Regions from separate parts of the Homo sapiens genome. Here region 1 is linked to region 2. Evidence: read pairs that join two places in POLR2A ChIA-PET (ENCODE). Cell type or tissue: PC-9. All regions are shown on one strand. Each heading gives the region's core, and the rest is flanking DNA. Links, peaks and the distances in the headings are about the cores only.

Region 1 (8,322 bases), core at 169-8,168, 350 kb before region 2:
CGTGTCTCCCCGTTGTCCAGCCCAAAGTAGGCCTGAGACAGAGCCAGGAACTGTTGCTGGATGAAGAGGCATGCTGGAGGGAAGCTTGGCAGCACGCATGCAGCCCCGGCCGCAGCTGCCCAGTGCCCAGACACCCGCCTGCCCCTACCTGGGTCGGCTCTTCCACGCTCTTGTTGAGGAAGTTGAGGGAACTGGCCCGCTTCATCCTGAGGGAAAAGGACAGCCTGGGATTTGCCCAAGGAGGAACTCACGGGAGATGGGGGCAGGGAGAAGGGTGGGGCTGGGGAGGGAACAGACTGGTGGGTGGTGGAGCCTGAGAGGGATGGGGAGGTTGCCTGGGGTCAGTGGGGCACACTCTGGGTCAGGAGCTCATCCGGGGTTGCTGGGTGGTTCTTGAGGCTCACCTTGGTGGGGGGCTCACCTGGGGTTAGGGGGCTCCTGGGGGGTGCCCCCCTGCAGCTTCTTTACCAGCATCTCACTGCTGCGCCTCAGGGCATCCCGGAGTTTCCCAAAGGAACCGCTGCGCCTCAAGGAGCCACTGCCATCCTGCAGGTGGACAGGCTTGCCTCTAGGCCCCGCTGGCCACCTAGGCTCCCAGCCCGACCCGGCCCAGGCCCCGGACTCACCCCATTCCACTCAGCTGTAGGTCCCACGTCCTCGAGGTCAGACTCAGACCGAGGCCCGGCACCCCCAGCCATGTCTCGGCTGCTGCGGCGGTCTCCCCGCCTGCCACTGCCATCTTTCAGCAGTTCTACCACCTTGGTCTGGCTTGCGGGGTCCAAACCCTGAGGGAGGGGCAGGGGCATCAGGCAGTGAATGGACCACACCCAGGGCCACACAGGTGTCTGCCCACCCCCTCCTGCATGGAGCCCCACCTGCTTGCGGTTACGGCTGGCACAGTCCTCTAGTGTGTGCGCGGCTTCCAGCTTGCCCTGGCGCCGGTATAGGGCCCCCAAGCTGCGCAGGGTGGTGTTGACTGTGGGGCTGTGGATGGGACAGTCTCAAACTCCATGTTCCCCCAGACCCAGGGCCCATCCTGGCACCCAGCCCACAGTGGGCCCTGAGGAAGCATGGACCTCCGGGGTAGCCAGAATCCATTCCTTCCCATGTCAAGCCCTGTGCTGGGCCCACCCAGCCTCTTCTGTCCTGGGGAAATCACCCCAGGGCTGGGGACCTGGCCCCAGGGCCCTCATGGGATGTTGTCACCAGGACCAAAAGCTGGGAGACCCAGAGCCAGAGAATTAGGCTGAGAATTGGGAGACAGAGCCTTCTTGGGACAGGTGACCTGTGAGTTGGGCCTTGCCAGATGAGCAGCAGAGGAGGGGTGTGTTGGGGGTGAGAGTATGGAATGTGGAGCCCGCCCTGCCGTGCCCTGCTCCCCAGCCCAGCCCCGCCCCACTCACCTGTCTACTTTACAGGCCTTGTACCAGCTGCCGTATTCCCCATAGGGGGCGCTGTCCCGGCGCTTATCCTGGAGGAAAGAATGGTCACAAGAAGTGAGAGCAGGCCCCCCTCTGCACATCCCAGCCTCCCCTGACAACCGCCCAGCCTGCCCCACAGAGCTACCTTGCTTTCCTCCCGCTCCTCTGCGTGCATCCAGATGGGCTTGTTGTCCCCTGGGGAGAGAAAGGGGACTGTCACCAGCCTACCATATAGGTCTCACCTGGTTGGGCTGGACACAGGACTGGGGTCAGGGGAGGGGAGACCACGGTTGGGCTTCGTTGAATGCATGAACAAGAGTAAGACCCAAAACACTGCTGACCCTCTTCTGGACAGAGATGAGCAGAACAGACCCTTGCACCTCAGGCCACAGCCCAAGACATGTGCTAGGCCTGAATGATGGGCCAGGCTCCGAGGGACTCAGGAGCAGATGACTGACCATCCGGGGCCAGAGGTGGTTTCCCAGAGTGGGAGACACTGGGGCAGGCCCTCAAGGTGAGCAAGAATCGCCAGTGGAGAAGGGGGATGCAAAGGCGTGTGAGGCCCTAGCAGGCCAAGGGGGCTGCGTGAGTTGGGTGTGTGCTCATGTGTGCAAACGTGAGCACAGGTGGCTGGGCACCATCTGAGGGTGAGGCTGGTGACCAGCCAGGCCAAAGCCTGAGGGCCTGCCCTGCTGAGGGATTTGTCCTGGGTGCTGATGGCAGAGTGGGCCTGGGATGGATGGGCTAGAGGCACCTGGTGACCACGCACTCACCATTGACAGAGCCAAACTCTTTCTCATGAGCGCGGGTGAGGATCTCCTTGTACAAGGTCTCCGCATCCTGGTACTTGCCCTGCTTCAGGTAGCAGGAAGCCTGGAAGCGGGAGACCCAGAGAGTGAGCGGGATGCATGCAGCCAAGCCTTTTTCTCTCCTTCTTCCCCAACCTCATCCCTGCCTCCCTCCTTCCCATCCTCCAGCTCCTCTCAGCCCCAAGGTACCAGGTTGTTCTTGGTCTTGGCCACATTGGGGTCATCGGGCCCGAGGCGTGTAGCATAGATCTCCAGTGCCCGCCGATAGTAATATTCCACCTCCTCAGCTTTGCCCTGGTTCTGGCACAGCAGGGCCAGGTTGCTGAGCTGCTTGGCCACATCTGGGTGAAACTTGCCCAGGACCTGGGATGGGAGAGGGAGCCAGGGGTTGGGCTCAGGGCTGCCCGGGCCCCTGCCTCCCAGACCCCCAGCCTGCCCAGCCCTGCCTGTTCCCACCTTCTCCCGGATCTCCAGTGCCCGCTTGCACAATGGCTCAGCCTCCTTGTACTTGCCCCTCTTGCCATACAGGACTGCCAGGTTGTTTAGTGTCGCAGCCACCTGGAGGTGGGAGAACGGAAGCTTCTTGACTCAGGCCCTGCAGGACTCTGGGACCTGCAGGGGATGGGGCACAGCCCCCACCTCCCACCCAACCCTCACTCACGGCTGGGTGGTCCTTGCCCAGTGTTTTCTCCCGGATGGCCAGAGCATCATTGAGCAGGTGGGCAGCCTCCTTGTACTTGTTCTGATCCCTGGGAGCAGGTAGGAGCATGGTCAGGGCTGTCCTCCAGCTCAAGGCCCTCCCCAATGGTCTGCAATCCCTGTGGTCACTCCTGTACTCACTGAGTGTGTATGACAGAGTGAGACCCAGAGTGTGGGGAGACCTGCTCAGCTCCTGCTCTCCAAGCTCCAAGGGCTGTAGGCAGTTTTCTCACAATTGGCTGGGGTGCGCAGTGCTGGGGTCCCACCGACTGCCTGGTGCCTAGCATTCCTGGGCGCCACATGGCTCTCCTGCTGCCCCTTTAGCGTGTCCTGCTCTCCAGGTCCCAGTGCCTTTGCTCATGCTGGCTTTTTGCCATGGGAACCTTTTCTAGCCCTCTTGTGTTTGGGCAAACTCACTTTCTGGCAAAGCCCCTCCTCCAGCCTTGGTGCCTGGAGAAGCTGTGTGGACTCCCCAGGACCCCTGGAGTCCTCATGTGCAGTCCCTCCCCAGTTCTGGCCAAGCCTCTCTCTTACACTAGACAGTTTTACTTGCATCTGTAGCCCAGCTCCACGCAGGTGGGCCACGAGTCCTGGCCCACAGCAGGCACCAAGGGTTAGTGATCCAGGGCTGGAGCCTTCCAGAAGAATTTGGGCACCCCCAGAGAGTCCTCACCGATAGACCAGTGCCAGGATGTTCAGCATGGTGGCAACGTCAGGGTGGTCGTGGCCTGACGTCTTCTCCAGGTCTTCGAGTGCCTGCTTGCAGAGTGGCACAGCTACCTCGTAGCGGCCCTGTGAGGCGTATTGGATCACCAGGTTGTGCAGGGTGCGGAGCCGGGCCGGGATCTCGTAGCCCCCATGCTGACCAGACACATCCCCTCCTCCTGGGCTAGGGGCTGCAGGGCCAAGGGCAGGAGGTCAGATGTACCATCTGCCCACTGGACTGGGATGGCACATGCCAGCTGTGCCTTTGAGCCACTTGACACATGGCCCTGGGCAAGTCACTAACCACTCTTTCTCAGTTTCCCCATTTATAGAATGGGTCTAGTTACCCCATAGAAAGAGGGGGTAGAGGCCCAGCTCCAGTACTTCAGGCTCTGTGTCCTGGGGCAAGCTGCCTAACCTCTGAGCCTGTGTCCCTGTGTACAGAGTGGAGGCCCCGATGCATAACCAGTACCATCAGCAAAGCAGGCACTGGCCCCATTGTGGCTGTCTGCATGTGCCTCCTTCAGAGGTGATTCGGAGAGGAAGAGAACTCTCCCAAGGGTCAGGGAAGCTAGTGGCAGAGCAGCACTGGAAGCCAGGCTGGTGACTCCACAGCTAATTGTGATGTCTGCTCACCACAGAGCTGGGGGGATGTGAGAAGCAGCAGCACGTACAACTGTTCTTGAAGCTCTAACACACTAGGATGTCATGATCAGAAGTGAGGCAGGAAGGAACATGGCAGCCACTCGGTCCCAAGGACCAAGAGTTCACACAACCTTTCCTTCCCCCACTCCAGAACTGCCCATCCGCACCTGGGCTCTGCTCATCCTCATTGGGGAACAGGTCATCCAGTGTGTCTTTGGGGACGTCCCCCTTCTCCTCCTGGGAAGGAAGACAGGATGAGCATCAGGGAAGGAGGCACAGGGCAGCCGGGGTGTCCATGGGCTGGGGTGGAGCCGAATCTGCTCCATGCTGCCCCTCCCTGCTCCCAGGCCTCCTTGCTGGGCAACAGTGACCATGGTAGGAGCTCACGTTAGGGGAGGCGTCTTCATCCAACTTGCGGATCTGGCTCATGAACAGCAAGTGCTGCTTCTCCTCCTCGAGCTGGGCCACGGCCTGCTCACTGCGCTGCAGCTTCTGCTGTGTCCCCGCCAGCTCCTCACGCAGCCACTGGTTCTCCTGCACCAGACGCCGCACCTGCGCCCGCAGCTTCTGCTTCTCTGATTCTACAGCCCCCAGGTGGCTCGACAATGCCAAGATCACCTGTGCAACCAGCCCAGGTAAGGGTCGGAGGCCTGTCGACCCCCTCGCCTATGACTGTAGCCTGGGCCTAGTTGGGCTCTGGCACCCAGTGAAGGGCCAGGCCTGGCCCTACAGTGAGGAGCTGCAGGTCTTTTCTCTGCTTGTCAAGGGAGAATCTCCTCAAGGCCCCCGACACACCATAATGCAAAGCCCAAACCCAGGAGGCTTGGGAGTCCCCAGTTCCTTCCTTCTAGGATCAGGAGAACCCCAAAAGGGCTAGTTGGGGTGCTGTGCTTTCCCTGAGCTACTAGCCCCTTCCTTCGTCTCTCCCTGGGTTGTACTCAAGCCTCTGCTGCCACAGCCAGTAGGTTACTGCTCCCTGCCTCAGGGCTAGCGCTTGCCCACAGAACTCTGCTAGATGGCTGAAGGACCACCCAAAGACTCCATCCCCACTTCTGCTGAGGGGCCACAGCATCCCCTGCCTTTCTGCAGCTCCCAGGTAGGGAAGGGGCATGTGTCCCAAATGCTCAGTTGGCATGAGGAGCCACAGGGGCAGGAAAAGTATCCAAAGGCCTTGGCCTCAACCCCCACCCCTCTCCCCAGCCTCTGCAACTCCTTTCCTTAGTTTCCAGTCTCTTCCTGCCTTCCTGCCTAGGGTCCAACCTCCCTTCTTGCTCTCTCTTTTTTTTTTTTTTTTTTAATTTAAGACAATGTCTCACTCTGTCACCTGGGCCGAAGGGCTATGGCACCGTCACAGCTCACTGCAGCCTCTACCTTCCAGGCTCAAGTGGTCCTTCCCCCTCAGCCTCCTGAGTAACTGGGACTACGGGTGCACACCACCACAGCTGGCTAATTTAAAAAATTTTTTGGCCAGGCACGGTGGCTCACGCCTGTAATCCTAGCACTTCAGGAGGCTGAGGCGGACAGATCACGAGGTCAGGATTTCAAGACCATCCTGGCCAACATGGTGAAACCCCATCTCTACCAAAAATACAAAAATTAGCTGGGTGTGGTGGCGCGTGCCTGTAGTCCCAGCTACTCAGGAGGCTGAGGCAGGAGAATCACTTGAACCTGAGAGGCAGAGGCTGCAGTGAGCTGAGATCGTGCCACTATACTCCAGCCTGGGCAACAGAGCAAGACTGTCTCAAAAAAAAAAAGAAAAATTATTTTTTGTAGATACAGGGTCTCATGAAGTCCGGGATTTAAGCAGTCTTCCCACCTGGGCCTCCCAAAGTGCTGGAATTACAGGCGTGAGCCACCACACCCGGCCTCCACCCTTTCCCAGTCCTTCCCGGTTCAGGATCATTTCTGCAGTTGTGTCTCCAGCTAGTCACACCTCCCACTTTGCTCCAGCTTCACACATGGCCTTGATGCCCATGCCCTCCGTGCAGATTGTTCCCCCTCTGTGAGAGTGCACGTGCTCCACCAGGTGTGCGGCCCCTGAGTGGTCCTCTCTACCTCTGACGGCCAACTGGCAGGGAGTGAATGTCCTTGCAGAGGGCCAGGCTGTCTGAGACCCTGTACTTTGTTGTTGGTTAGCAAATGCCTAAGTGACAGGTGTTTCCATAACCACTAGCTTTAAAAAAAAAAAAAAATTCCCCCAACAGCCTGGAAGTGTACACAGCAGATGGCATGATCCCTATTTTAAAGACAAGGAAACCAAAATGATACAACTTCCCCAGGGTTCACGTGCCAGGCAGGGGCTCAGCCAAGCTCTGAGGGGAATAAAACAAGTCTAACTCCTTGTACATCCCAATGGCTCCTGGACATCTCCAACTGCATATCATCCTGGCAGCCTCAATTAAAGGAGGCCAAAACAGAGTTCTGATCCACCAAGGCCCTCTCCTCCCTTAATTTGCTTAAATCACAAACTTGGGAGTGATGCTGCCTTCCTCTCTCTCTCCCTTATTCCACCCCCAGGTCTTGCTGGACCTACCTCCAGAACATCCAGAACTGGTCCCTTTTCTCCACCGTCATAGCCACCCCTTAATTCCAAGCACCAGCTCTCATTTGAATTCCAGCAGTGGCTTCCTAACCACTCATTGGAGAGTGATTCCATCCTCGACCCACTGAGGTTTATTCTCCACATCTCAGCCAGAGAGAGTTTTTAGAAACTCAAGTCAGACTGTGTTGCCTGCCTGCTTAAAGCCCTCCAGAGGCTTTCTGATTTCCTGAGAATAAAACCCAAACCAACCAGGCCATGATCTGGTTCTTGGCTTCTCCCCAGGCCTCTTCTGTCCCTGTCTCCCTTCCATGAAGCTCCAGTCACACAGTTCTTCCCTGAGTTCCTCCACCACAAGCTCTTTCCTACCCCAGGACCTTTGCACATGCAACTTCTCCCCTGCCTCCCTTTCCTGGAGGCTGGTTCATTTCTTCCCTCAGGTTTCAGTTTGTCATTTCCTCACAGAAGTCCTGCCTGACCAGTAGACAAGACTCGCTGCTGCGAGCTATCATAAAATCTTGTTCTTTTCTCTGCAGAACTCATCACAATTTGTAACAACCAATTATTTCTGTATGTGTGTTTTTGTCTCTAATAGGGCAGGAATCTTGTCTATTTTGTTGGGCCCTGTATCCACCTAACACCCTGGCTGGCCCTCAATAACTCATCTGTTAACGAGTGAATAGAAGAATTAATTGGTGGGAGGCTATGTTTCCTTAAGGATTTTCTTTCTGTTCTCATATGCCATCCAGTCTCCCTTAGGTAGAGGGGAGCCGGAAATGGGGCTCTGCGTGGGGGCAAGGGTGATCATGGTCTCTTAGGGCAGGGCTGGGGTCGCCAAAGTGCATTTATTTCTTCAAAAGGTATTTACTGGGGTCCTAACATGGGGCTCCAGGAAACAGACGGTTCCCTGCTCAGATTCTTCTCCTACATTACCGGATTCCTCTTGAAGGCTCGATCCCTCCAGTGACCTCCCACCTCAGTGCCCCAGACTGACCTACCTGGGCCTCCCCCAGCCCAAGCTCAATGGCTTCCAGGGAGCGACGCAGGAGGATGCAGCGCTCCTGCGAGCCAGGCTCGGCTTCGCCGGCCTCAGGTGCAACCAGAGGAGCCAGCAGGGCACGATGCTCCCCACGCAGAGTCTCCAGTCCCTGGATGACAGCCTTGGTGCCCAGCACGATCTCATCCTGGCTCAGCTTCTCCTCCCGCGGAAACACCATCATGGCCATGGCTGTGGCGTCTGTGAGGACGAGGGTGCGGGCAGGCGGGCGCCGGGCCTGGGGCCACACCGCCGTCCGCCCCGGATTAGGTAAACAGGCGGTCCCCGGACGCCTGAGTCTCCCGTGTGCCCAGGTCCCCCAGCCGGCAGCCCGCACCGTGCCCGCGCTTGGCCTACAGAGGGCGCGCCTAGCTTGTCTAGGCCTGGGAGACGCAATGCGGTGCAGCCGGATCCTGCTTCGGCCCCAGACCACCGGCTCAGGCCGACTTAGGCGGCTCAGTGTCCGGG
Region 2 (8,322 bases), core at 260-8,259:
TGCCACCCGCCCCTCACAACACATGACACAAACTCACACACAGATACATGCGTGCGTGCTGGGACTCCAGCCTCCAGGCTCCTGCCCTCTGGGAACCTGGTCTGGCCCCACTTACCTCTGCCATGGGCCAGGGGCCTGATGGGTGTTGGAGGTGGGCTGAGTTGTGGCTGTTTGAGATGGGGCCAGGGACCCCACACAGGCGAGCTCTGTCCCATTTGGCTCCCACTCCCAGGCTGTGTGACTCACCCCCTCACCCCCCATGACTCAGTTTACACCGGTGCCCGGAGGTCCTCCCAGGATGGGTGGGGTGGTTTATTGGCCCAGCCCAGGCCTGCCAGCCTTTCATCCAGGACGGGCGTTTCATCCCACTCCTGGCCCAGAGCAGGAGCTGGCACCCATGGGGTACTGGGTCGGGGTATGGCCCAGGTCTGAGGAGTTAGGGGGAGCCTGAGAACTGGGTGACAGGCTCCAACTGTCTGAGCCTGGGTCTGCAGGAAGCAGGAGCCACTCCAAGAAACTTAAGGGGCCAGGCTAAGCAGGCAAATCCATCCTGGGCACTGACAGCAGAGCCCCTGATATCTCCCTTCAGAGGAAATTGCCCGTAAAGCACAAAATAAAACAGCAAGAAAATTCTCACTAACATTTATCCATCGCTTACTGTACTGGTGCCATGCTCAGCACTGTCCATGCCATGGCTCAGTCACTCCCCAGCAACCGTGAAAAGCAGGTCCGATTATTAGCATCTTTTTTTTTTCTTTTGAGACGGAGTTTCGCTCTTGTTGCCCAGGCTGGAGTGCAATGGCACGATCTTGGCTCACCACAACCTCTGCCTCCCAGGTTCAAGCAATTCTCCTGCCTCAGCCTCTCGAGTAGCTGGGATTACAGGCATTCACCACCATGCCCGGCTAAGTTTGTATTTTTAGTAGACACAGGGTTTCTCCATGCTAGTCAGGCTGGTCTTGAACTCCTGACCTCAGGTGATCCACCTGCCTCAGCCTCCCAAAGTGCTGGAATTACAGGCGTGAGCCACTGCGCCTGGCCAGCATCCTCTTTACAAGTGAGGGAACTGAGGCATTGAGAAGTTAGGGAATTGCCCAGCTTGCCCAGCCAGGAAGTGGCTGAACTGAAATTCAAACCCAAGTCGTCCACTGCCAGATCCCCTCCTGCCTGCTGAGTGATGCTTACTGAAGCAAGGATGAGGGGCCCAAAACCTCATCCCGGCCCCTGCCATCTCCATGGAAACCTCTAGTTTCAGGGTCCACAGTATGTAAACCACTCATCTGCAGGAAGGGGAAACTGAGGCTCCCAGAGGGAAAGAGACTGACCCGAAGTCACATAATGAAGTCACTTGAACTACTAGAGACCCAGCCAGGCTGGAGCTGTGTCTTTGATGTTCACCCCACAGTCCTGGGCTGGAGGGGTGGCTGGTGAGGGAAAGCGAGCCCCACTTTTTATGAATATTTTTCCCAAATCCTCGTCTGCCAGGAAGTCTTCTCCTACCCACCCCCACCACAGGTGGAAAGAACTCTTCCTTTTGGGGCTCCAGTAATGGCCCTGGCACTCTCTGGCTCCTCCCCCCAGCACTGTCTCCTTAGCACCAGGACTAGTCTGAGTGTCTGACCACCTCTCTGGGCTGAAAGTGCCTTGCGGCCAGGAGGACGAAGTTGCTGGGGTTTTTTTGTTTTTTGTTTTTCTGGAGTCGGAGTCTCACTCTATTGGCCAGGCTGGAGTGCAATGGCGCGATCTCAGCTCACTGCAACCTCTGCCTCCCGGGTTCAAGTGATTCTCCTGCCTCAGCATCTCAAGTAGCTGGGATTACAGGAGTGCACCACCACACCCAGCTAATGTTTGTATTTTTAGTAGGGACAGGGTTTCACCATGTTGACCAGGCTGGTCTTGAACTCCTGACCTCCGGTGATCTGCCCCCTTTGGCCTCCCAAAGTGCTGGGATTACAGGCATGAGACACCACCCCTGGCCTGGGACCAAGTCTTTTTTTTTTTTTTTGAGACAGAGTTTTGCTCTGTCACCCAGGCTGGAGTGCAGTGGCACGATCTTGGCTCACTGCAAGCTCCACTTCCCGTGTTCACACCATTCTCCTGCCTCAGCCTCCCGAGTAGCTGGAACTACAGGCACCCGCCACCACGCGCCTGGGACTAAGTCTTTAATCGTCCCTACCTCCCCGACATCTGGCTCCATTCAACTTTTAGTTCAGTTAATTCAGAAGAATGGATAAAGAAACTGTGGTACATCCATGCAGTGGGGGACAGAAGCCAGGCACAAAAGAGCACGCGGTGAACGATTCCATTGATGTGAAATTCTGCAACAGACAAAAGTAATCGATGACAACAGAAATGAGTTAAGTGATTTCCTGGGGTGGGGGAATCGACTGCAAAGAGGCAGGAGAGAACTTTCTAGGGGGATGGAAATGTTCTGTATCTGGATTGGAACGTGGCTACGCAGGTGTATACACATAACCAGCACATTAACAAAGTGTGCATTCTACCGAATGTAAGATAAACCACGACGAGGTAGCTTTTGTTTTCGTTTTCGTGAGACAGGCTCTCACTCTGTTGCCCAGGCTGGAGTGCAGTGGTCTGATCACAGCTCACTGCAGCTTCCAACTCCTGGGCTTAAGTGATCCTCCTGCCTTAGCCTCTCGAAGTGCTAGGATTATAAGCGTGTGCCACAGTGCTCAGCTAGATTTTTCTTTCCAGCGAGGCAGATCTACATATACTCAGTGAAAGATCTTCCAAGATTATTATTAGAAAACCAAAAAGCAAGAAACGATACGGGATGTAGATAGGCTACCTTCTGGGTGAAAAAATACGCAAGAAACTGGTTACAGTGGAGGGGAGGCTTCTCACTCTACCCCTTTTGTAGCTTTTGAATTTTAAAATATCTTAATGTATTACCTGGTCGAAAAAGAAATGCAATTAAATGTTTTAGTGTAAAGCAACATAAAAAATAAAAACGACGTTTTAAAATAATTTCTTCTCCAGGCCAGGTGTGGTGGCTCACTCCTATAATCCTAGCAGTTTGGGAGGTCAAGGTGGGCTGATTGCCTGAGCTCACGAGTTCAAGACCACCGTGGGCAACATGGTGAAACCCTGTCTCTACTAAAATACAAAAAAGTATCCGGGCATGGTGGCAGGTGCCTGCAGTCCCAGCTACTCAGGAAGCTGAGGCAGGAGAACTGCTTGAACCCAGGAGGAAGAGGTTGTAGTAAGTCAAAATCGCACCACTGCTCTCTAGCCTGGGCGACAGAGCAAGACTTCATCTCAAATAATAAATAAATAAAATATGATAAAATAAAATAATTTATTTTCCACATCCCCTTTTTATGGCCATCAACTTGGTAGATGCAGATACAGATATACATATAGATACACGCATATCCGTCTCCAAAATGCAATACCTTCAAACATTATTCCAAGCAGGGAGAATAAAAGGTAATGTCCTTCATTGCACGAGGGGACTGTATTGCTCATTGCATAAGGGATTAAGGGATTTCACTTGGGTTGGGGCTCGCAGAAGACCTTGCTGAGGAAATGGTGGGGAAACTGAAAGCTGCAGCATAAGAGTCAGCCAGGTGAGGGGACAAGGGAGGTCCCTTGGGCAGAGGGAGCCATCTGTGCAAAGGTGAGGGGCTCCGTCTGGCAGCCTGGGACTGAGAGTGAGCAGGTGCCTATGAAGGAAAATCCTGTGCATTCGGCCAAGCCCCGCCAGATTTACGAGGATCTGGATTCCGCACACTTTCCTTCCTCACTGTGTGGCTTTTAGCAAGTTGCTTAATCTCTCTGTGCTTCCATTTCCTGATCCATAAAATGGGTGTATTATACCATCTCTCTCACAGGGTTGCTGTGAGGATTAAACATGTTACTTGGAATGGCATCTGGTTCATCAGTGTTCAATGAGCAAGAGCCACTAGTGTTATCCTCTTAGCCCCTCAAGTCTCCCAGGCAGCACGTAACCTAAAAGAACACAGGGTACGCCAAGCACCCTTAGCCCATCCCTTCCCAGGCTTCAGGCCTTCCTGGGTAGCAATTCCAGCTGGGGTAGGTCCAAGTCTGAGGGTGAAATGCTCAGACTCTTAAAATTTTTTGTGATTAAAACTATCCCTAAGGCTGCAGGGTGGGAAGTGCTGAGCTGGAAGCTGTGGAGAGCATTCAGGGGAGAGAGGAAGGGGCCAGGACCAAGGAAAATAAATGTTTGTAGAAGTGAATTAAAATGCCATCTCCAGGTCAGGTGCCATGGCTCATGCCTATAATCCCAGCACTTTGGGAGGCCAGGGTGGGCGGATGACCTGAGGTCAGGAGTTCGAGACCAGCCTGCCCAACATGATGAAACCCCGTCTCCACAAAATACAAAAATTAGATGGCCATTGTGGCAGGCGCCTGTAGTCCCAGCTACTTGGGAGGCTGAGGCAGGAGAATCATTTGAGCCTGGGGGGCAGAGGTTGTAGTAAGCTGAGATCACACCACTGCCCTCCAGCCTGGGTGACAGAGCAAGACCCTGTTTCAAAAAAAAAAAAAAAAAAAGTCATCTCCAGATGTGGAGCAACTGGAACTGTTACCCATTGAACAACATGGGTGGGATGCAAAATGGTACATCCATGTTGGAGCACTGGTGGAGAGTACATTCGATTCAAGCTGAATGTACACCAACCATATGACCCAATAATTCCTCCCAACCCAGGCACATAGCCAAGAGAAATGAATACAACTGGCTCCCAAAAGGATGTATCAAGGATATTCATGGCAGCCTTATTCATAATAGTCCAAAACTGGAAGGCCCCCCAAGTCATCAGCAGGGGAATGGAGAATGGAGAGACCGATTGTGGAATATTTGTGCAATGGGATGCAGCAACAGAAAAGACCAAGCTACCAGGTCACTCAGTAACACAGATGAATCCCGCAGACATGTTGACTAAAAGAAGCCAGGACCAAAAGAGAACGTGCCATATGGTCAAATGTATATGAAGTTGAAGAACAGGCAAAACTAATCTATGATGACAGAAGTCAGAATAGTGGCTACTTATGGGTGGGGAGTGTGACTCAGAGGAGCCTTCCGAGTTGCTAAAAACATCATCATGATAAGGGTGGTAGTTACATGGGTTTATATAGATGCAGAAGTCATTGAGGCTGGGCTTGGTGGTTCATACTTGTAATCCCAATACTTTGAGAGACGGAGGCGGGAGGATCACTTAAGCTCAGGAGTTTGAGATTAGCTTGGGCAACAGCCTCCTCTCTACTAATAAATAAATAAATAAATAATTGGCATGGTGGCAGACCTGTAGTCCCAGCTACTTGGGAGGCTGAGGTTAGGGGATAGCTTGAGCCCAGGAGTACAAGGTTGCAGTTAGCTATGATTGCACCACTGTGCTCCAGCCTGGGAGATAGAGTGAGACCTTGTCTTAAAAATAATAATAAATAAGGCGGGGTGCGGAGGCTCACACCTGTAATCCCAGCACTTTGGGAGGCTGAGGCAGGTAGATCACCTGAGGTCAGGAGTTAGAGACCAGCTTGACCAATAAGGTGAAACCCCATCTCTACTAAAAATGCAAAAATTAGCCGGGTGTGGTGGCGCATGCCTGTAGTCCCAGCTACTCAGGAGGCTGAGACAAGAGTATTTATTGAACCCGGGAGGCGGAGGTTGCAGTGAGCTGAGATCATGCCACTGCACTCTAGCCTGGGCAACAGAGCAAGACTGCGTCTCAAAATAATAATAATAAAAAATAATGAATTATTTTAAAGTCATTAAGCTGAACACACTGATGTGTGCACTTTACTGTATGTGTGCTTGACTTCAATTTAGTCAACAATTTAAATCTAAGAGCTAAAACTATAAACTCTTAGAAGAAATCATAGGAGTAAATCTTCATGACCTCGAATTTGGCAATGGATTTTTACATTAGACACCCAAAGCATGAGCAACAACAACAAAAAGATACATTGGGCTTCAATAAAAAATAGTAATGCATCATTTTGTGCATCAGAGAACATTTTTCCGTCTCCAAAAAAAAAAAGAGAACATTTTCAAGAATGTGAAAAGACAACCTACAGAATAAAAGAAAATGTTTGCAAATCATATAACTGATAAAGGTTTAGTATCCAGAATATAAAAAGAACAACTCAACATTAAAAAAAAAAAAAATTGGCCAGGCGCAGTGGCTCACGCCTGTAAACCCAGCACTTTGGGAGGCTGAGGCGGTTGGATCACCTGAGGTTGAGAGTTCGAGACCAGCCTGTCCAACATGGAGAAACCTTGTCTCTACTAAAAATACAAAATTAGCCAGGTGTGGTGGCGCGTGACTGTAATCCCAGCTACTCAGGAGGCTGAGGCAGGAGAATCGCTTGAACCAGGGAGGCGGAGATTGTGGTGAGCTGAGATTGCACCATTGTACTCCAGCCTGGGTGACAAGAGCAAAACTCCATCTCAAAAAAAGAAAAAAAATTAAGAATGGGCAATGTGCCAGGTGTGGTGGCGGGCGCCTATAATCCCAGCACTTTGGGAGGCTGAGGTGGGAGGATCACTTGAGGTCAGGGGTTAGAGACCAGCCTGGCCAGCATGGTGAAACCCTGTCTCTACTAAAAGTACAAAAATTACCCGGGCATGGTGGCACATGCCTGTAATCCCAGCTACTTGGGAAACTGAGGCAGGAGACTCAATTGAACCCAGGAGGTGGAGGCTGCAGTGAGCCAAGATCGTACCACTGCACTCCAGTCTGGGCAATGGTTGGGAGCAGTGGCTCACACCTGTCATTTCAGCGTGAAGAGAGGTGAAGGCAGGAGAAGTACTTGAGGCCAGGAATTTGAGACTAGCCTGGGCAATATATTGAGACCTCATTTCTACAAAAAAAAAAAAAAAAAGTAAAGATTTGAATAGATATCTGTCCAAAAAACGCCCAGCGCGGTGGCTCATGCCTGTAATCCCAGCACTTTGGGAGGCCAAGGCAGGCGGATCACAAGGTCAAGAGATCGAGAGCATCTTGGCTAACACAGTGAAACCCCTTCTCTACTAAAAGTACAAAAAATTAGCCGGGCGTGGTGGCAGGCGCCTGTAGTCCCAGCTACTCAGGAGGCTGAGGAAGGAGAATGGCGTGAACCCGGGAGGCGGAGCTTGCAGTGAGCGGAGATCGCGCCACTGCACTCCAGCCTGGGCGACAGAGCAAGACTCCATCTCAAAAATAAATAAATAAATGGTTATATATACTCAGCCATAGAAATGAGCAAAGTACTGATACATACTATAACATGAATGAGCCTTGAAAATGTTATGCTGTGAACCCAGGAGGTGGAGCTTGCAGTGAGCAGAGATCATGCCACTGCATTCCAGCCTGGGCCACAGTGCGAAACTCCGTTTTTAAAAAAAATAATAATACTAAGAAAAGAAAATGTTATGCTGGCCCAGTGCGGTGGCTCACACCTGGAATCCCAGCAGTTTGGGAGGCTGAGGCAGGAGGATCACTTGAGGAGTGCAGGAGGCCGAGGCTGCGGTGAGCCAAGATTGGGCCACTGCACTCCAGTATGGGCAACAGCAAGACTCCATCTAAAAAAAAAAAAAAAAGAAGAAGAAGAAAGAAAGAAAAAAAAAGCAAAAATGTTATGCTAAGTAAAGAAGTCAGACAAAAGACCACATAATATATGAATGAGTCCATTTATTTGAAATGCCCAGAATGGGCAAATCCATAGCGACAGGAAGCAAATTAGTGGATACCAGGGGATGAGGGAAGGGGGAAATAGGGAGTAATTACTTCATAGGTGTGGGGTGTTTTCTGGAGTGATGAAGTTTTGAAACTAAAGAAAGGTGGTGGTTGTACAACATTGTGAATGTAATAAATGGCATTGAAGTGTACACTTTAAAGTAGTTAATTGTTTGTTACATGAATTTAATCTCAAGTAAAAATGTAAACTTCAAAGGCCAGGTGCGGTGGCTCACACCTGTAATCCTAGCACTTTGTGAGACCGAGGCAGGCAGATTGCTTGAGCCAAAAAAAATTAGCTGGGCGTAGTGGCACGCGCCTGTAGCCCCAGCTACTCGGGAGACTGAGGAGGGAGGATCGCTTCAGCCCAGAAGGTTGAGGCTGCAGTGAGCTGCGATCCTGCCATTGCACTCCAGCCTAGGCATCTAGGCATCAGAGTGAGATCCTATCTCAAACCAAACAAACAAACAAACAAACAAAAACAACATAGACTTCAATTAAAGAGTGAATAGAAACTGATAAACATAAATATCACCTCCAATGCCCTGGCCATGCTGAGAATGCACAGGGTGCCAAGCCTCCTCTCCTTCACTGCAGCCCCAAAAGGCAGGGATTCTCT

The links. Peaks named below come from ENCODE experiments on the same cell type or tissue, not always from the same donor. Only the 100,000 strongest peaks of a DNase experiment are listed, where the experiment ranks them.
Region 1: POLR2A ChIA-PET joins it to region 2 with 10 read pairs; 7 of 35 experiments call an interaction of 5 or more read pairs at or near these places.

The regions. Positions count from the first base shown.
Region 1 is chr11:66,258,317-66,266,638 of GRCh38, reverse strand. It overlaps KLC2 (kinesin light chain 2), which reads right to left. Exons shown (of 16, transcript NM_001318734.2): 2 at 7,817-8,055; 3 at 4,667-4,897; 4 at 4,447-4,516; 5 at 3,603-3,825; 6 at 2,892-2,979; 7 at 2,687-2,788; 8 at 2,420-2,593; 9 at 2,195-2,294; 10 at 1,567-1,616; 11 at 1,404-1,471; 12 at 876-984; 13 at 627-785; 14 at 422-546; 15 at 149-206. The coding sequence starts at 8,044. It overlaps KLC2-AS1 (KLC2 antisense RNA 1), which reads left to right and starts at 953. Exons shown (of 6, transcript NR_186327.1): 1 at 953-1,287; 2 at 1,419-1,496; 3 at 1,777-1,935; 4 at 2,759-2,948; 5 at 4,627-4,914; 6 at 6,797-7,072. RefSeq lists enhancers at 1-430, 7,765-7,844, 7,370-8,322 and a silencer at 7,975-8,224. In PC-9, for the core only: CTCF peaks have their summits at 1,495 (motif pointing right) and 8,031; no DNase peak of the experiment used is centred there; H3K4me3 peaks cover 940 bases.
Region 2 is chr11:65,903,530-65,911,851 of GRCh38, reverse strand. No RefSeq gene overlaps it. Among named protein-coding and RNA genes, the nearest start is that of FOSL1, 7.3 kb to the right of the region's middle. In PC-9, for the core only: no CTCF peak of the experiment used is centred there; a DNase peak (open chromatin) is centred at 5,059; H3K4me3 peaks cover 846 bases; H3K27ac peaks cover 2,852 bases.